Linked DNA regions of Homo sapiens: regions 1 and 3 are each linked to region 2. A link is a contact called in ENCODE Hi-C or POLR2A ChIA-PET data. All regions are on one chromosome and are shown on one strand. Each heading gives the region's core, a stretch centred on a gene start or an enhancer-like site at or near the end of the contact. The rest is flanking DNA. Distances are from core to core; before and after follow the strand shown.

The links. Hi-C counts contacts between places; a loop is a spot of excess contacts on that map. ChIA-PET counts read pairs that join two places held with the same protein, here RNA polymerase II (POLR2A). Pooled maps may share reads with other maps.
Region 1: a loop to region 2 is called in a map of naive thymus-derived CD4-positive, alpha-beta T cell, with 14 times the contacts of the local background. The contact joins the promoter of KPNB1-DT here to the promoter of ATP5MC1 in region 2. A Hi-C loop is called at or near these places in 1 of 168 maps with a recorded cell type or tissue (naive thymus-derived CD4-positive, alpha-beta T cell), 1 of 37 single-sample maps with no recorded cell type and 7 of 50 pooled maps. POLR2A ChIA-PET finds 5 or more read pairs at or near these places in 2 of 52 experiments (WTC11 and naive thymus-derived CD8-positive, alpha-beta T cell).
Region 3: a pooled map shows a loop between it and region 2 (22-fold over the local background). The contact joins the promoter of TOB1 here to the promoter of ATP5MC1 in region 2. A Hi-C loop is called at or near these places in 6 of 50 pooled maps. POLR2A ChIA-PET finds 5 or more read pairs at or near these places in 2 of 52 experiments (BJ and activated CD4-positive, alpha-beta T cell).

Annotation. Positions count from the first base shown.
Region 1 is chr17:47,646,810-47,650,998 of GRCh38, reverse strand. KPNB1-DT (KPNB1 divergent transcript) reads left to right here and starts at 1,571. Exons shown (of 4, transcript NR_171700.1): 1 at 1,571-1,603. It overlaps KPNB1 (karyopherin subunit beta 1), which reads right to left and starts at 1,080. Exons shown (of 22, transcript NM_002265.6): 1 at 715-1,080; 2 at 555-613. The coding sequence starts at 754. RefSeq lists silencers at 410-549, 660-729, 1,160-1,339, 1,350-1,399, 1,410-1,679 and 1 more and an enhancer at 2,080-2,925.
Region 2 is chr17:48,891,192-48,895,783 of GRCh38, reverse strand. ATP5MC1 (ATP synthase membrane subunit c locus 1) reads right to left here and starts at 2,997. Exons shown (of 5, transcript NM_005175.3): 1 at 2,874-2,997; 2 at 2,328-2,375; 3 at 1,335-1,412; 4 at 450-628; 5 at 1-129. The coding sequence starts at 2,366. The coding sequence ends at 15. It overlaps LOC105371814 (a long non-coding RNA gene), which reads left to right. Exons shown (of 4, transcript NR_135674.1): 2 at 3,107-3,537. RefSeq lists enhancers at 2,195-2,244, 2,285-2,394, 2,975-3,094, 3,105-3,564, 3,202-4,181.
Region 3 is chr17:50,864,387-50,868,905 of GRCh38, reverse strand. TOB1 (transducer of ERBB2, 1) reads left to right here and starts at 2,552. Exons shown (of 2, transcript NM_005749.4): 1 at 2,552-2,848. It overlaps TOB1-AS1 (TOB1 antisense RNA 1), which reads right to left and starts at 2,227. Exons shown (of 2, transcript NR_038458.1): 1 at 1,689-2,227; 2 at 535-1,410. RefSeq lists silencers at 2,217-2,726, 2,737-3,346 and an enhancer at 3,887-3,936.

The DNA.
Region 1 (4,189 bases), core at 322-2,821, 1.2 Mb after region 2:
GAAAAATATCAGTGGAAATGGGTTAAGAGGCAGTCGGGTGCCAGGCCTGGCCATGAGTACAGACCAAGGTAGCTAGGAAAGGGCAGAGCTCTAGGAAATAGGTGGGGAGAGCCACAGGGGCCACGGGATAGGAAGGAGAAGCCGGCCGGGGTCAGACAGGGCGGGCGGCCGGGCCCGGAGCTTCCACATGGCCCCTAGGCCCGACTCCCCCGCCCCCACCCCTGCTGAACACGCAGCGCCGCGCAACCTAACTTCCCTTCCCTCCCTCTTTCTCCCTCCCGCTGCACCGCCGCCCTCAGGCCGCGCAACGATTGGGCGGCAGGCAGCTCGGCGCGCCAAGCCATTGGCCAGTCGCGAGGCCCGGGGCGGGACACACCCACCGGCTTCCCGATGGCGGGGTTAGGTTGGACCGGGTTGGGGGGGGAGGGGGAGGGGGGAGGGGGACGGGATGGGGCGGGGTAGGTTCCCGAGGCCTGGGCCTCCGGGAGGGCGGGAAGGCCCCGCACGCAGGGGATGGGGACGCGGCGGGATGGGCGCGGCGGGGTAGCACGCACCAGGTTCTCCACGGCCGCACGCTCCAGGAACTTCTGCGCCGCTTCCAGCTCCAGCCGATCTAGGGGGAGGAAAGTGGGAGACGGAGCGGGGTCAGAGGGGCCGGGCCTCCCCTCCCCCACCCCAATCACCTCAGCCCTACCCCCGGCTCCTGCGTCCTACCGGGAGACACGGTCTTCTCGAGAATGGTGATCAGCTCCATGGCGGAGGTGGCGGCGGCGGCGACTCCTCCTAAGACGACGGCCCGGCCTTTCGGGCGGCGGCTCGAACTGGGGATGGGGGTTGGGGGTCGGGTGGGAAGGGAGGGTGGGGTGGGGGGCGGGGGTCACCACAAACCCATTCACCGGCTCTGTCTGGGTAGTCGGTCCGGCTCCCCTTCCTCTCCTCTTCCCTTACTTCCTCCCTCCAAATGGGCTGCTGGCGGCGGGGGAGGGACCCTGGGGGCAGCTCAGAGCGCGCTGGTGCTCGGGAGGCGGAGGGAGAAAGAAGGAAGGGAGGCTGTGAGTGAGAGGCGGCGCGCAGGGAGGGAGCGAGGGAGGGAGGAAGGCGGAGGGATATTCGGACCGGACCTCTCCGCGGAGGCGCCGCGCTCCACGACGATTGGCCGTTGTCCTGGCCACGCGGAATCCCTAACTGGCCAGGCGCTCAGCGTCGAAGGGCCGTCTCGCGCCCATTCGCCTGCTGGTTTCAAGGCCCGGGTTGGCTGGGCGGGCAGCGGAATGGAGCGCGCGGATTGGCCGAGGGGAGGGAGATTGGGATGGGGTAGGAGAGAGCCCGCCGTTGATTGGGTGGGCTTGGTAAAGGCCTTGAGCTCAGACCGGCTGAGCGCTGGGAGGAGGGTGGACCGGAGGCACGACTCGGATCCTGCGCGATTGGCTGGGATAGTAGGCGTTGATAGGATAGGGTGCCCGGGAGAACTAAGGAGAGGAGTTCGGGGTCGGGGCGCGGGAAGGCGGGAGGTGCCCGGCAACCCTAGGAGCCCGGCGCGGGGCACGATGGGACGCCCCCGGGAAGAGGCGGAGCTGGGTTCGAGCGCTGGGGCTGCGGTTGGGTAAGCGCCGTCGCTCCGAGGGGCGTGTTGCGCGAGGTTTTCGCGGGCCTGAGCGGGGGAGGGGGGACTGTTGAAGTCCTGCGCCGCGCCCACAGGAAGCTGCTTTAATGGCTAGGTCGGCTTGGTACCCTGCTTTCGGCTGGGAGGGATCCGTAAGGCCATGTGGCTCCACTGCCAATGTGTAGATGTGGAAACTGAAGCCCAGAGAGGGTATGGAACTTGTCCAAGGTCACACAGCTGGTTAATGGCTTGGTAAGGAATGGGTTCAGGAGCCCAGAGAGGGTCTGGAACTTGTCCAAGGTCACACAGCTGGTTAGTGGCTTGATAAGCTCAAGCTCTCCTGACGGCCCTTGTCCCTACAAGCAGCTTCCTCTCCAAGGAGTCCCCTAAGCCTGCTTATATGGGGCTTGAGACCTGTGCTGTGATAAATCTGACTTGCTTAGGGGTGAGCTAAGGGATTCCTCCTCTTAGACCCCCCATCCATAGCTACCAGGTACTTGACAGGATGGAAATGTTTCACCCTCCAAAAGTACCCTGTAAAGGCCCAACCTCGAACCAGAAAGAATGTGTGTACAGGAATAAAGGATTGTGGTTCTTAACCTGTTTCAGTTCTCAACCCCGGAAGAAACTCATGAATGCCTTTTCTTAGCAAAATGCATATAAAGAAAACGTGGGCCGGGCGCTGTGGCTCGCGCCTGTAATCCCAGCACTTTGGGAGGCCGAGGGGGGCGGATGACGAGTCAAGAGATCGAGACCATCCTGGCCAACATGGTGAAACCCCGTCTCTACTAAAATATAAAAAATTAGCCCGGTGTGGTGGCGCGTACCTGAAGTCCAAGCTATTCCTGAGGCTGAGGCAGGAGAATCGCTTGAACCCTGGACGCAGAGGTTGCAGTGAGCCGATATCGCGCCACTGCAGTCCAGCCTGGCGACAGAGCGAGACTCCATCTCAAAGAAAAGAAAAAAAATGTGCATACAGTATGTGGCTCAGGCCTGCAATCCCAGGACTTTGGGAGGATCGCTTGAGCCCAGGGGTTCAAGACTAACCTGGACAACTTAGCGAGATCCTGTCTCTTTTAAAAAAAATGAAGATTTTTAAAATGATAAAGGAAAAGTGTAATAATAGGGCCGGGCGCGGTGGCTCATGCCTGTAATCCCAGCACTTTGGGAGGCCGAGGCGGGCGGATCACTTGAGGTCAGGAGTTCAAGACCAGTCTGGCCAACATGGTGAAACCCTGTCTCTACTAAAAATACAAAAAAAAAAAAAAAACCTAGCCGAGCGTGGTGGCGCACGCCTATAATCTCAGCTCCTCAGGAGGCTGAGACAGAATCTCTTGAACCCGGGAGGCAGAGGTTGCAGTGAGCCAAGACTTCACCACTGCACTTCAGCCTGGGCGACAGTTAAGACTCTCAAAAAAAGAAAAAATAAATGGTAACAAAGAATTTCTTGAATTGTTTCATTTTCACAGTAATGATGTAGGGGTAATTGGATGTAGCTGGTTCATAGAGCTTTTTACCATATGACTTGAGCTTGTGAGGTAATTGCCCTGCAGTAGCCACACTGGGAAAACCTAGGAGGAAGTCTGACTTTGTTGAAAGGTTTCACAAAGAATTAGGAAAGATTGGCCAACTCTTTGTTAAAAGAGGAAGAAATGGTCTTTCTCTGCTAGAGATATCTTTGCAGTTTTGAAGCTAGAAATGTAGGGACACCATTCCTCACACCATACTGTGACTAGTGGATTTCCCATGGCTTAGCAGCTAACCCCAGCCTTTTGCTTCATCTATTAACTGTGGAAGAACTGCCCTGTGTGTGTAACTTTGTTATAAATCAGTGAAGATTGGGCCAGGGCGTGGTGGGTCACGCCTTTAATCCCAGCACTTTGGGAGGCTGAGGTGGGCAGATCAACTGAGGTCCGGAGTTAGAGACCAGCTTGGCCAACACAGTGAAACCCTGTCTCTACTGAAATACAAAATTAGCCGGGCGTGGTGGTGGGCACCTGCAATCAATCCCAGCTACTCAGTAGGCTGAGGCAGGAGAATTGCCTGAACCCGTGAGGCAGAGGTGGTAGTGAGCTAAGATTGCACCACCGCACTCCAGCCTGGGTGACAGAGCAAGACTCCATCTCAAAAAAAACCCACTGTACTCCAGCCTGGATGACAGCAAGACTCCATCTCAAAACAAAACAAAACAAAACAACACTGCATTCAGCCTGGGTGCCAGAGCAAGACTCCATTTCAAAAAAAAAGAAATCAATGAAGATTGGCCATGCGTGGTGGCTCACGCCTGTCATTGCAGTACTTTGGGAGGCTGAGGCTGGAGGATCTCTTGAGCCCAGGAGTTTGAGGCCAGCCTGACCAACATGGTGAAACCCTGTCTGTACTAAAAATACAAAAATTAGCCGGGTGTGGTGGTGGGAGCCTGTAATCCTAGCTACTTGGGAGGCTGAGGCAGGAGAATCACTTGAACCCAGAAGTCAGAGGTTGCAGTGAGCCGAGATTGCGCCACTGCACTCCAGCCTGGGCGACAGTGAGACTGTGTCCCCCCACCGCCGCTAAAAAGTCAATGAAGATTAAGTGAGATGACAT
Region 2 (4,592 bases), core at 1,748-4,247:
CCCCCCATGGAGCCTCACATGGCGAAGAGGATGAGGAAGGCGACCATCAAACAGAAAAGCCCCATGGCCTCAGACAGGGCAAAGCCAAGAATGGCATAGGAGAAGAGCTGCTGCTTGAGAGACGGGTTCCTGGGAGGGACAGAGATCATTGCCAGTTGAGGGAGAGGAAGGGGTGAGGGGAGGGGAGGACACAGGAGGGTGAGGTGAATGGGGACTGTTACTCCTGGGAGAGGGCCTAGCCTGCACAGATCCTGGGGATTTGGATGGACAAGCAGAGTGGGCCAACCTGGTAAGTTTAAGTGAGCCAGGCTGGATGCATGTTTTCTCTGGAGAAACTATGATGTAGATGAAATCAACCTGAAGGCTCCTGAAGGGAGCTCCTCCAGCTGAGGCTTCCCCAAACGGGGTGGAATTTACAGTGGGAGATGCTGTAGACCACCCAAACTTACCTGGCATAGCCAATGATCAAGCTGCCAAACACGGTTCCAATGCCAGCCCCTGAACCAGCCACACCAACTGTGGCTGCCCCAGCACCAATAAACTTGGCTGCTGTGTCAATGTCCCGGGAGACAACACTGGTCTGGAACTCCCGTCTGGCCACCTGGAGTGGGAAGTTGCTGTAGGAAGGCTAGAAAGAGAAGCAAGGCAGGCGAGATAGCAGAGAGATAGTATGGCATAAGGACAGGTGGCTGACTCTACCTCCTTCACCCCACCCACCTGAGCTCTGAAACTGTTGGCAAACTGCCTGGTAAATGCAGAATACTCTGATTGCAGAGTATGCTGGGAATTAGTCTTAGAGTCTGTTGTCAGACAGCAGACAGGACTAGGGAAATTTCATGGGTTAGGCACACCTCACTTTTATAAGTTTCTTACCTACAAGGCTTACCTTGGGGGACTTAGAACTATTAAAGCATACAGATTCTCCAACTCTCCTCCCACTTTGGTCTAAAGGCAACTTAAGCTGAAGGACCCCTGTCTGGGAACATTCCTTGATTTAAAAAAAATTAATTAATGGGTTTTTATGAGTCAGGGTCTTGCTCTGTCACCCAGTCTGGAGTGCAGTGGCATAGTCACAGCAGTCTCGACCTCTGGGATTAACCAATCCTCTCATCTCAGCCCTGGAGTAACTGGGACTACAGCCACATGCCACCACACATGGCTAATTTTTTTATTTTTTTTGTAGAGATGGGGTTTCACTGTGTTGCCCAGGCTGGTCTTGAACAACTGGGCTCAAGTGATCCTCTCGCCTCAGCCTCTCAAAGAGCTGGGATTACAGGTGTGAGCCACCATCCTGGGCCTTGGGAACATTCCTAAGAGAGCTATTCCTCCCTTACCTGTTTAGATGAATTCACTGGGCTATTCAAGAAGGAGGCAGACACAGGCCTGATTAGACCCCTGGTACAACAGCGGATCTGTAAAATCAGAAAGCCACATCCTACCAAATCAGTCAAGGAAAAAAAATCCTAATTGCTGAGCTGTCAAAAATGACTACAGATTTCATAAACAGAATAAGTTCAATGTATTTCAAGGTCAATTTATTCCTGTTCCTATCAGATAGGCCTGCCCCAGAGACAGCTGTCTCAATAGCTTGATATAGTCAGCAGTGGCAACCTTCACCATTCAAAACCAAACCAAAGTTCACTTCTTTGGGCACAGCTTTAATCAGCTTCTCAGAATGGAACAAGAACCCACACTAATACCAAAGCAGGTACAGGAAAGGTTTATACCCAGATCACCAAGTAATCAGATGGGGGAAATTTTATTCTGCTAAAATACACTCACAGCTACACACCCTAAATGGAGTGGGCCAGTCAGCCCCGGAAACCGACTGGAATAGCCATCCAAGGAGAGCCATCTGTAACATGGCTTTTTTGAAATAATTTTTAGTGCAGTGGTTCTCAAACTTGGCTGCACGGTGGAATCATCTGGAGAAGTCTTAAAAGATACAGATGCCTGGGTTCCACCCCCATTCCCAAAGTCTGATGCAAATGGTCTAAGGTGCAGCCTAGGCATCAGGATTTTAAAAAGTTCCCTGGATGATTCTAACGTGCAGCCACTGTTGAAAACCACTGTTTTAGTGGGCTGTCTCTATGGCCAGGACAGACTGGGGATAAAAATCAAATCCAGACTCTCTGACCACATTCCAAAGCCAAGATAGCTTGGTTCACAGGCCCAGATAAACAGGGGTTACCTTCATCACATCCTACAGCCACCTCAAAGAGCCTACATCATCAGGACGCCAAGCTCCCCTGGGTTCATTCATTAAACACTGATGGCGTCCACACCATACACCTGGTACTACAGAGCACTGCGGCGCGGCACCTTACCAGAGCTGGAGAAATGAATAATGCCCCGGCGGTCTGCATTTTTTCAGTCTGCAGAGGGGGAAAAAATAGTAATAATAATCCCACTGAGACCCTGGTTGTTTGCTTATAATGACGACCTTTGGTCGTCCCCTTCACCCCCGTCCGTCCTCCCTAGACCACGCTCTTCCTTGCACCGTGCCCCAGCTGAGGAGGGCATTAGAGGTCAGAGGGACAGAGCAGTGGGTCTTCAAAGCAAAGTCATGGAGATCGGAAGTCAAGGAAATGTGCCCAAGCCCCAGGAAGGAAATGTTGCGAAAGGGAATGGTCTCTCGGGAAGACTGGAGGCGGATACTGGGCAGGTGTCGCGCAGGATCCTGCCCATCTTACACAGCAGTCCCCGACCCGCCCCAGCCGAGGCAGTCAATCGTTCATTACCGTTGGTAATTAACATTCATTGATAAGGCCATATCTAGATTGCCATAGCCTCTCCCAGCACTGGGGGGAAATACCCCTCCACACTGCCCAGCCCACAACCCTGCCTATTGCTGGCTCCCGGCCCCAAGTCACCTGCACTCCTACTACCCTGCAACCCCTGCTTGGCCCACAGCGCTCGCCCGGCTCAAGGTGACAGACTCACCTCCCAGCTTTAGCCCTTGGTCTCAGCGCTCAGCTTCCCCCACCCACGTGTCCTGGACCTTCTCCATTCTCATTGGCCGTAATATCCCCGCGTCCCCATTGGTTGACGTCATCGATTCCCCACTCTTATTGGCTTTCCGCAGCTGCTTCCTCTCCCTCCACAGGAGCTTCGTGGCAATTCCCGCCTCCATGCGGATAGAGGCGGGGCTTTCCTACGAGATCTGGATTACGATTGGCCGATCCCTGAAACGCTCGACCATAGAGTTGGCGGGACTCAGAGGTTCCATAACCTCGCGCACAAGATGGCGACCAAGGTGTACGCTGAAGAAAAAGGCGTGGGAGAGATGACGGGACGTGTGACGCAGTCAGACACATGACTTTGGCCCCGAGCCTTCATTCGGGCGCTTGGGCCACGGGGCGCGTTGCATGTTGGGATTGGTAGTTGCGCTGAGGGGGGGGGCCCAAGGACAGCTGAGATCCCGCGAGATATTCTAGGCCGGGAGAGCCGATGCCTTTGCAGTAATTCCCACCGTGGAGGTTTGTGGAAAGACCGCTTTCCATGGAGAGTAAAGGCCGGCTGGAAAGTCCCCAAGCGGTGAGCGCAGTTTTGTGGACCTCAGCCGGTGTTCAGCAGTCATGGACTATCATCCAGATGGCTTTCTAAAACATTTGTTGGGCCGGGTGCAGTGGCTCACGCCTGTAATCCCAGCACTTTGGGAGGCCGAGGCGGGCGGATCACCTGAGGTCAGGAGTTCGAGATCAGCCTGACCAGCATGGTGAAACCCCGTCTCTACTAAGAATACAAAAATTAGCCGGGCATGGTGGTGGCGCGTGCCTGTAATCCCAGCTACTTGGGAGGCTGAGGCAGGAGAATCGCTTGAACCCGGGAGGCCGAGGTTGCAGGGAGCCGAGATCGCGCCACTGCACTCCAGCCTGGGCAACTGAGCAGGATTCCGTCTCGGGGGAAAAAACAAACAAAAAAATTGTTTATTTTGTAAAAACAACACTGAAAGAATGAAATAATATCCCTATAGAAAAACGAGCAAAGGATAGGAACAGGCAATTCAGTAAGGAAGAAATATGAATTGCAGGAACGAATGTCAGCCTTCCTAATCAAAGAAATATAAGTTTAAACGCTCCGCTTAGTACTGCTCAAAACAGCAGAGTTCTTTTTATTAATGTGAGCCACACGCTCTCCTATATTGCTGGTGAGAGGATGAATTAGAAAACCTTCCTTGAAAGCAGTTTGGCAATATTTATTTTTATTCAAAGGCTGTGAATGGGCCATCCTCTTTGACCCAGTAATTCTTGAGTAACTAAGAGCCTTTAAGCTCTCCATCCACTTTTCATCCAGTAATATCACTTCTAGGAATTTATTTTGAAGAATCAGAAATGCAGATTCTTTTAAAAAGATGTGCATTTGCAGAGTTTGTCGAAATTGGAAACAAGTAAATGTTCCACTGACAGTAAAAGGTGAAATAAGTTATGATATTTTCACTTGATGAAATAAGCAGAAATAAAACAGGAAATAAAATCATGTGTTTTTTTTGAGACGGAGTCTCGCTCTGTTGCCAAGCTGGAGTGCAGCGGCGCTATCTCGGCTCACTGCAAGCTCCGCCTCCCGGGTTCACGCCATTCTCCTGCCTCAGC
Region 3 (4,519 bases), core at 1,303-3,802, 2.0 Mb before region 2:
CATGGGGCCTCCGTGTGTGTTGTTTGTGTGGTGTGTGTGTGTGTGTTTATATTTGGTCAGACATCTTCTTACACTCCTAGGCCAAGCAGCAATAACTCATAAATTTTTGACATCTACATTTCTGACTTAAAAATGCTTTTAATGCTACTGATATTTAATCAGTACCTATCAGATGACTGCTCTCATATTTCAAATCTGGAATTACAGATTGAAGACATTCAGAAAAGAGAACTTGTCCCTTCTCTTTAGAGAATTATTGAAAAGTACAGATAAGTTTGACAAAATTACAATTCATCTATCTTTAGACATTTTAGTCTCAGCCATGCCTAATATGCCCCCCCAATATAAAATTACTAATCAAGACACATGGTCCCGCAGTTCTAGATGTTTGGTACAGTACCATTATTTGCCTAATGGTAAAAGAAGTTGTGCTTCTAGAACACGTGAAAAATGAAGTGTTTCTTTTGGTAAGGCATTCCAAGGATATCCTGTCTAGTTTCTTGAAATTTCTGTGCTTAATTAGAAAACTAAAAATAACTCACTTTTATTACAGATGGACTTGTCATTACAGAAAACCAAAAACAAACAAATAAAAAAAGAAAACTGAACAAATCATTTATATTTGACGCTTTGATGACATTTCAATGCAGAGGAAGGGACATTTTAATTTAAATGCTTTCACAGTTTTGCCATACTTTCACATTTCAATTCCACTCCTGTTTGCAACTAAAAAACCCAAACACTCAAAAAAAAAAAAAAATCACATTAATCAGAATTTAAGGAGTCACTTAGTAAAACTATGTTTTAGGAATCTGTACAATAAACATGAAATCAGTCACCTGACCACTCCCCACCCTCAGCCCATTCCACAAACCCATCTTCCCACCCCTTCTCCTACGCATTGAGCCTTCAGAAATACCCTTTCTCAGTGCGGTTCCTTCTAAAAAGGAGAGGCGGGAGAGTCAGGGTGGAGAAGGCGGCTCCAACCAGATTTTGCGTCCACAAAGCCAAAAGCTTCTAGGCCTGGCATGTACGGCGGGTTTGTGCCCGAGGAGCACAGCTGGTCTACACGGGCCCGCCCCGTAGACACCCTACTCCTCGGTGAGCTGCGGTTTAACTTCCTTATAGCAGGTTGAGAGTGCAGGCCCCAACGTTTGGAGGGGAAGGCGGCGCCCCAACTGGTGTTTTTCCAGGAAGTGCTCCAAGAATGGAGAGGAGAGGGGAAAGGGGAAAGGGGAAGGCCAGGCGATGGGCGTTTCATTCATTGCTTCTTTCTCCCCGTCCCCTCCTTCGCTCCCCCCAGACTTTCCCCTTTTCCCAGTCCGAGTTTGACGTCGGTCTCCTGGATACCAGGCAGCCAATCGCCTCGTTGCGAAGGGACCAGCGCAGCCAATCAGGCGTCGTTGCTACCTGTGAGTAATATTTTTAGCTGAGAGGGACGCTCGATTCCACTCCCGATGTAATTTCGTGTATTTCTCTGGGGCAGGTTGTGAAAAAGGCACTTACCCGCCCCCCACCACGAGTCCCTCTCTTACCCCACTCCCTAGGTACCCGCACATATTTCAGCCAAGAATGATCTTAAACGCGCTTTACAAGCAGGCACCGCGTTTATTCTGTGCACCTGCGATCCAGCAAGCCCTAGAAATGCACGCATGCGTGTGTGTGTAGACATGGACACAGATACATACGCAGTTTGGCCTCGTGTCGCCACACTCTGGGCACGGCGTGGGCTGGGACATTTGGAATAAACGGATCCGAGTCGCAGCCGGGGTCGCACCGGGAGGCCTGAGGCTGCGGAAGCAGTTAAACTGCCGGCGGGGCGGGAGCTGTGGCGGCCTCCCTTCCCCACCCCCAGCCCGGCTCCACGTCTTTGGGTTCTGCAGCTGCCACTCTCTGGGTGGCGGTTGGCCTAGGCCTTGGGGTGATTAATATTCAATTAATCGGGTGCACAAGTCCCGGTCACAGTTTGCCCTTTCTCTACCCCGCCCCTGGGGTGGGCTGGAGGCCGATTTGGTAGCTATTCCACGAGCAGGATCCTCCTTGGCCGCAGACCCCCGCGGAGAGGGCACTTTCTGGGTACTCTTGCCGCTCCTCCAGCCCCGGTTCTCCTGAGCCGCTTCGCCACCAGCTTCGTCCCCCTCCCCCTCTGCCCGGCGCTCTCCGCCTAAACCGGGCGTCAGCCGCCCTACCCCACCCCTTTCTCTCTCATTGGCACGTCTGCCCCCACAGTCCCTTTCCAGACGTTCTCTTCATTCCGTCCCCAGTGCTCCGATCGTCGGTTCATTGGCCCTCCTGGAGCCCGGAGGGTGCGGCTTCCCCACCCCTGCGTCCGCCGCGCGTCCGGACAGGGGCAGGCGGGACTTGGCCAATGGCGTCGGGGGGCAGGGCAGGGGCGGAGCCGGCCGGCGGGGGACCGGGGTGCCGGGCGGGGAGCGCGGGGAATGGCTGCGCCGCCGGAGCTGTGTGACGCGGAGCGGGCGCGCGCACCCCGACGGAGGGGATGGGGGCGGGGAGGAGGCCATAAAACGAGAGGCGGGGCGCGCGCCGCGGCAGAAGGAGCGAAGCTCTGGCCCGGCGTGTAGCGGGCGCACTACGGGGACGCTGGGCCGGGCACCGGGCTGTGTGGAGAAGTGAGCGCGCTCGTCTGACCCCCGTGCCCGCCACCCCGAGCCACTAACGGCGATCTCCCAAGGCCTGCCCGAGGCCTCTGTCCTCTGTCCTCAGCCCCGCAGCGGCAACGTCTTGCACTCGGCGAGCTCGCCGCTCCCGACCCTCCCGCGCCCCCGCCCTGCCGCGCTGCTCCCCGCCCAGCCGCGGGTCTGTGGTCCAAGCCGCCCCGAAGCAGCCCGTAAGTATCTCGGGGCGCCGGGCGGGGTCGGCGAGGAGACGGGAGCCCCGGGCCCAGGCGGCGGAGGAGGGGCTGCAGCGGCGTCGAGCCCTGGGCCCTCGGGAGCTCGGGGACGGCGGGGTCGCGGCCCTGGGCGCCGAGGGGGCAGCGCCAGGACCCGAGGGGAGCGGCTCCGAGGGGCCGCCGGCGCGTCGGGCTCGTCCTGGGCAGTTGGCCGGGGACGGGCGGCCCGGGGCGAGCTGACGGGAATTGGGGGGTTGGGGTGCCCGGAGGAGCGACGAGCTCGCGGTGGAACGCTGGGGTTCGAGGGGCCGGTGGCCGCGAGGCTGAAAATGGTGCCGAGGAACCGGTGCTCCCCCAGGCTCTGGCCGGCTCCCAGGAGCCCGGGGCGGGGGCCACGGGGCGGGGAGCAGCGGGTCGGGTTACGGCGGGGGAGGGGAGCGGCTGACCCGGCGCCCCGACCTGCTCGGTGCTGGGTGCCCAGCCGGGAGAGGTTGCTCTTCCATTTCCCGGGCCTTCCTCCTCCTTCTCCGAGGAGGCTCGTACTCTCTTCCTCCTCCACCTCCACCTCCTCTTGCTGTTGCTGCTGCTGTAGCGCTTGGGCTCCGAGGGCTGTGAGCAGAAATCTAATGAGATCTAACTGGCTGTTTATGTAATTCTTCACACTCCTGCCTGTCTTAAGGCGTTGCTTTGTAACTACCTTCCACCGAGCCTGAATTTCGCTCGGCTGCACCTTCAAGCAATTGGGCTTAATCAGCTGCCTCTGCCGGCACTCAGGCTTTTGACTTGGAAAGTGTTTGTAGTTTGGGGGCAGCCAGAGATTCTTTTTCCCTTTGTCACCACGAATATGGAAAATAGAACAGACGAATTAAGACCAACTTGATTTTTAAACGTACTTTTAAATCAACTTCAGTGTGCAAATAGATCCCTTTCGCAAATATCTTCTGTTTGCCCTTGATCTTTTCTTATCCCCACCCAGTGCTGATCCAGCAAACGTTTAAAGGTCGACCTTACCATACTTGCCTCTCCGGCTGTTACCGTGAGAGGGAGGGAGGGAGAGAGGGACAGACGGAGGTTTTTTAAAATCAGACTAAAACTCAGAAACCCTGGCCTTAAACAGAATAATCAATAGTTTTAATTTGTGTCTTTGCTTTTGTTATACTTGCTGCCGAATAGGTATTTTCAGATTTAGAAAAATACACATTGAAAACAAAAGGCCCAGAGAAGCTGGATTTTATTATATTGTATGCTCTTAGTATACTTAAGGCCGAAACTATATAGAATAATTTGGTTCATAATTATTTACTAGGATGAAGTTCATTTAGTACTCAGTGTCTTTAATTTTAGCATCATGTACTATGGAAATTAAAATGATCTTCCTAACGTAACCAAATTTTTAAATGTCAGTGACAGAGCAGATTTAAACAGTATATATCCAAAGTAAACTAAAACATGGATTCACTTCTAAGTTGGTGAATAACAATAAAAATTACTACCTAAAAGTGGCATCTATATATATGGGGGTGGGGGGAGGATGCTGAGTACAATAAATATTCTTGTGAGAACTGAGGAGAGAAGAATGCATGTTCTAGAGATTTTTCTTCTTAGAACTCTATTCAGAAACAGGTTTTTAAAAGCATTATTTCATTTGTAAATCTACATTTTCCTGTG